2 separate regions of the Homo sapiens genome follow, and region 2 is linked to region 1. A link is a contact called in ENCODE Hi-C data. All regions are on one chromosome and are shown on one strand. The core of a region is the stretch at or near the end of the contact, and the rest is flanking DNA. Distances in the headings are between cores, read along the strand shown. Region 1 has its middle 25 kb from the start of TNFSF11. Region 2 overlaps DNAJC15 (DnaJ heat shock protein family (Hsp40) member C15).

What was found. A loop is a pair of places that touch in the nucleus more often than their neighbours do. Pooled maps may share reads with other maps.
Region 2: a loop to region 1 is called in a pooled map, with 7 times the contacts of the local background. The contact joins two enhancer-like sites. A Hi-C loop is called at or near these places in 4 of 37 single-sample maps with no recorded cell type and 4 of 50 pooled maps.

What each region holds. Positions count from the first base shown.
Region 1 is chr13:42,547,619-42,550,664 of GRCh38, forward strand. No RefSeq gene overlaps it. Among named protein-coding and RNA genes, the nearest start is that of TNFSF11, 25 kb to the right of the region's middle. RefSeq lists an enhancer at 1,733-1,782. Within about 2 kb of position 1,338, at least 3 of the 41 ENCODE cell types and tissues checked have a DNase peak (open chromatin) inside an H3K27ac peak, as active enhancers do.
Region 2 is chr13:43,044,336-43,047,035 of GRCh38, forward strand. The region is part of intron 1 of DNAJC15 (DnaJ heat shock protein family (Hsp40) member C15); the gene reads left to right. Among named protein-coding and RNA genes, the nearest start is that of DNAJC15, 22 kb to the left of the region's middle. RefSeq lists enhancers at 1,263-1,312, 1,413-1,472, 1,814-2,489. Within about 2 kb of position 1,341, at least 16 of the 41 ENCODE cell types and tissues checked have a DNase peak (open chromatin) inside an H3K27ac peak, as active enhancers do.

The DNA.
Region 1 (3,046 bases), core at 88-2,587:
TATTTAGCATGGCCTTCTTCATACAGTGGATACTCCATAAACTGTTGTTGGACTTAACGCAGTATGTAGGTCACCCCAATGCAGGCTTCCAGGCAGTCTCCAGAAAGTTCACCAGCCTTCAGAGATGAAAAGTGGAGACTGGGAGCCTCACCCTTCACTTTCATTTCAAGCAGAGCCAGCTCATAAAGACAGAATCACTCTTTCTCATGTTTTTCCTGGAAGACAAAGTGTGGGCATATGATCACCAAGTGTGCTTTGTGGTCTCAATTTCACTGTCTACTAGCTTATAAGGTTTTATTTTATTTCTAGACTTAACTACTTTGAACTCCAGGAGGAATATTACAGCATGCCCTGGCAATAACTCCTTTACCTTCAGTCAGGTAACAAAATGACAGCTCAGATAGCATGGTGGCCCCAAACAGAAACAACATTCGAGATCAAACTGGAAACTTCATATGGTCAAAGTTTACTGACTTTCTCTAGATTGCTTTCTTCATAAGAAATGTGAAGGTAGCGCCAAAGCAATATACTTCCCAGCTTATGGGCCTCACTGAGCCTCAGTGTCCAGTTTAAAACTGCTCTTGATCCTTGTGTCTTGATCTTGGTAACAACAACTTCATTAGCAGCATGATCCAAATCCTATGTCCCTTTGCCATGGGATAATTCATTTTGAATTTGATAGAAATTATTCAGCCCTTTTAGCAGGGTGTAATTGTTTAGTGTTAACCTCGAGTCATTTGCCTGGGAACAAATCCTGGCTCCAGTACTTACTAGATCTTAGGGATCCTATATATGACTTAACTTTCTGGACTTCAGTTTCATTATCCATAAAATGGGAGTATTTATTTATTTTAAATAAAGGACTGGTGTCTAAAACTATTATGATTAATTAATTAGTCAATACATGTAAAATGCATTGACTAGGACCCTGAACATAGTAATTGTTGGATTTGTTAGATGTTATTATTTTAAAGTGATCTCTTCACTCAAAAAAGGAAATGGCAGAGAATTCTATTGGCTTTGTTGTGAACTCTACCTCTAATTCCTTTCCCTCTGCTTCCTTTCTTTTTCTTTTCAGAACATGTTGGAAATTATAAGCAAACTTGTAAGTGATGTATGTATATTTAGTTTCATAGACAACCTCAGTGTTACTTTCTGGCATTCTTCCAAAGTATCTTACAAGTTATCAATCTTGCCAGGACAGAGTGTGTTTTCTGACCACTTCCCCTTTGCAATTAAGGACTGTGACCACTCGCTTACGCACAGACTGAGACCAGCAGCCTTAACCCCAAAGGAGGTCAGAAACTCCCAGCTCTCCCCGCCAAGGGGGCTAGCTGAGAACCCGATACTGTGTGTTTCAAGGCTGTGGCTAAGGCTGTGACCATAGGAACTGGGAACACCCACCAACACCCTGTTTCCCCCAGCCCCACTTCCTTCGCTTCAATGCCATTAAGCATGGTTGCAGCGCCTTTGTGAATGTTTTGAGTAGAGTTAGGTTTCTGGTGTTTATTGTTGAATTGCTAAAGATTTGGAGAGAAGACAAACAGACAAACAGACATACAATGAAGCAGATGACAAACACCCCTGGACAGACTAGCACTATGAGCAGACACGCTCAGGACGACCCAGGGTCCTGCGGAGAGGTCCGGGAAGGTCTGGGCTCTCATCAGAGCCCCAGGATTTGGTCAGTTGCTCTGCAAATAAAACCTGCCTTAGACATCCAGCAAAGAGGCTTTATTTGCATAGGAGATTTGCCAGTCTGGCCTCCAAGATAGTAGGTCACAGTGAGGGTGGTGGTGAGTTTTCCTGTTTACTGTCTACCTTTGTGGACACATTGAATGTGGGGGCTGAAAGGGGTCAGCAAGGGCTGTCTCCTCTCCTGTTTTCAGATTTGGTGTCTCAGTGAAATCCAGTGCTTTGCCTCTTTGATTGTGCTCTGTCTCAGTGCTTCTCAATAGCATGTGATGTGCAGAGAAGTAAAAGAAATGAACAAAGATTTCTCTTCTGAAGGTGTGGGAGGGCATGGGAGTGGGGCTGGTTGGGCTGATGATGGAAAGGTCAGATTGCATTGTGTCGTCCACAGGCTTTCCAGCTGGGCAGGAAGGCTTCCCCCTCTGACTGCATCATGGCACTTCTTGTACATACTCACTTACCCACAGAAACTAAACTCCGCATGGATAGAGGCTGTGCCTATGCGGTTGGCTATTGCACACCCAGCATCACCACAGTGCCTGGCACTATCAGACTCTTCGTGCCTATTTGTTGAAATGTCTACAAATAGACTAAATACATATCAGTTGGGATGGCCTTGATTTAAAATATATTAAGCCCCATTGCCTTTGTATCTACATTTGTGTTTGCCAGAACAATCATGCTGGCTTGGGGTTTTATCAATATGGTCGTTGCATCTGTTTTCCCTTTTCTATGGTGGAAGCAGGGATAGTGGTCCTTCAAGAGCTGGGAAGAATATACATTTGAGAACAGCATGTCCAGGCAGCCTGTGATTTCCTGGGAAAATGGACTCCAAATGCTCTTCCATCCTATTTGTGGAGTCTTGTCATATGCAGGCTTCTCCATCCAGGATTGATTGTAATTCCTTGAGATCCTGGAATCCCATCTCTCCTTGGGGAGAAGTTAAAAGTTTAAAGAAACTGAAGTTACTGGATCTGGTGAGGAGGAAGTTGAATGGCCCACTTTAAGATGATAAAAGGTTACATTTTTTTGAAGATTGTGTTGGCTGCAAGACTATAAATTATAGCTTAACATAGGAATCAAGAGCCTTACAGTTTTACCTTTTCATCTAGTAATTCTTCTAGGAATATAGCCTAAGGATAACATATGGAAATCAGTGAAAGATCCATACCCAGTAAAATTCATCGCATTGTTACTTATGCGAGCCAAAAGTGGGAAACAAGTTTAATGTCCAACAATGGGCAATGGCTGAGAAAATTATGGGGTGCAGCTATTAAAGTGGGAAGTAGGACATTTTGTTGTGGCTCTTTTGATACCATGGATGTTTTCTGTCCCTAAAGAACAAACCACTGAA
Region 2 (2,700 bases), core at 91-2,590, 500 kb after region 1:
TGAGACCTCTCCATTTACCCTCTAGGTGTTAGGAATTCTCATACTGTTTCACTTAGGCTTTATCATACTCGTCACGGCATATTGTTAGAAAGTAAGTCCAAAAGAGAGTTCATGACATACCCTTTCTCTGCCACAGACCTCTCACAGTCCTTGCAGCAAAAGGCAGTTAGTGTCATTCTTTTAGTTGTTCAAGACAATAACCTTGACTCTTCTCTTTTCCTTTTAGTTGCTCAAGACAACTAAAAGGTCCTTTTAGTTCCTTTTGGTTGCAAAGACTTTATTTTCTTTGTCTTCCGAGAGACTTTTGGATATATTTACCTGGTCCAGGGTATTTTGAAGCATGACCATATGTTAGATTCTTAATTACGTTTAACTAGCATTGTCCATTATATTTTCTCATTTCAAAACCTTGACTCCATATCCAGTGTCTCAGCAAATCCTATTGGCCTTACCTCCGAACTCTATCTAGTATCTCACCACTTTCCTCATTTCCATCATTAATCGCTGTAGCCCAAGTGACCATTATCTCTTTCATGGATTATTTTAATAGACTTACAACTCATCCCCATGCCTCTGCTTTTCATCCTCTACAATCTATTCTCAACATGACAAGTAGAATGATCCTTAGAATTTTAATTGAAATAATCTTAGGCCTCTGCTCAAAACAATGATGTACTGTATCACTCGGAGAAAAGCTAGTCTTTATGTTGACCATATAAGGCCCAGCATGATCTGCTCCCCTTGTGACCTGTTCGACCTTGTTGCCTATTTTTTTCTCTTTCTCTTCCTGCTGTATGCACACTGGCCTTCTGGCTATTCGTTAGGCACACTGGGCACACCTGTGCTTTAGGGACTTTACACTTGTTCCCATTGCTAGTCCAAAATCTAAGGAATCCTTTTTCTTGCTTTAATTTTTTTCCAAAAGTCATTTTTTTCAGTGAAGCTTGCCCTACTCACTTTAAATTTGTTGCTCTTGTAGCAGGACAAGCCGCAGGCAAAACCTCTCAGACATCGAGTTGTAGAAGGAAGGGCTTTATTCAGCTGGGAGCATCGGCAAGCTACTGTCTTAAAATCCAAGCTCCCCGAGTGCACAATTTCCGTCCCTTTTACGGGCACACAACACTAAAGATTTTATATGAAAGGGTTGTGATTGATTGAGCAATCTAGGGGATATGTGACGGGGTTTCATGCACTGGTAGTCAGAGTGAAACAGAACAGAGCAGGGAGTTTCACAATGTTCTTCCATACAATGCCTGAAATCTATGGGTAACATCGGGTTCTAAGTCATGAGTTGATTTTTAACTACTAGGTTTAGGCCATGCAGGCTCGGGCGTGGTTTTGGGCCTGGGGCCAGGCTGCCTGTCTTTGATTTCACTTCCTTGTTTTTTTCTTAAAACAGGTACTGAGTATAAAATATAAAACAATGTGAGAGGGTCTCTCTCTTCCCTCACTCTCACCATACAAACACATACCTACTTCTTTATCTGCTTAATTTTTTTCCATAGCACAAATCACTGCGTAAAATAATTATATATTTTTCCTGTTAAAATTGTTTGTTGTCTGTCTCTCTTGCTAAAATGTACCTTCATGAGGATAGGGATTTTGTCTGATATATCCCTAGGGCTTAAAATCATGACTGGCACATAGTAAATACTGAGTATTTATTGAATTAATTAATGAACCAGTCAGAGATGGGAAATAGCCTTCAAGTGCCTGTTTGCTAAATTACCTAACCTTTTTATTGGGAGTTTATTTTCCTTAATGTTTGTTTAACAAATTAGTTATTCTTTCATGTTTTCCACATAACCTGTGGATTATCTTCATTTTTTTTTTTTTGTAAGGAAATTTACCAGACATAAGGTCCTAACTTTATTTTCTTTGTCTTCCGTGAGACTTTTGAATATATTTACCTGGTCCAGGATATTTTGAAGCATGACCATATGTTAGATTTTTAATTAAGTTTAACTAGCATTGTCCATTATATTTTCCCATTTCAAAACATAATTTCGGTCACCAGTATGGTACACATAAAATATGAGCTACAAGAGACATCTCGGTGGTGGTGAGAGACAGGACTAGTTGGACTTCCTAGGCCGACTAAGAATTCCTAAGCCTAACTGGGGAAGGTGACCGCACCTACCTTTAAACACAGGGCTTGTAACTCAGCTCACGCCCAACCAATCAGGTAGTAAAGAGGGCTCACTAAAATACAAATTAAGCTAAAAGCAGGAGGTAAAGAAATAGTCAAATCATATATCGCCTGAGAGCACAGGGGGAGGGGCAGTGATTGGGATATAAACCCAGGCATTGGAGCAGAGAGTGGGCAACCCCCTTTGGGTCCTCTCACATTGTACGGGAGCTCTGTTTTCATTCTATTAAATCTTGCAACTGCACACTCTTCTGGTCCGTGTTTGTTACGGTTCGAGCTGAGCTTTTGCTCGCTGTCCACCGCTGCTGTTTGCTGCCGTCGCAGACCTGCCGCTGACTTACACCCCTCTGGATCCAGCAGGGTGTCCACTGCGTTTCTGATCCAGTGAGGTGCACATTGCCGCACCTGATCAGGCTAAAGGCTCGCCTTTGTTACTGCACGGCTAAGTGCCCTAATCGAGCTGAACACTGGTTGCTGGGTTCCACCGTTCTCTTCCATGACCCACAGCTTCTAATAGCTATAATACTCACCACATGGCCCAAGGTTCAATT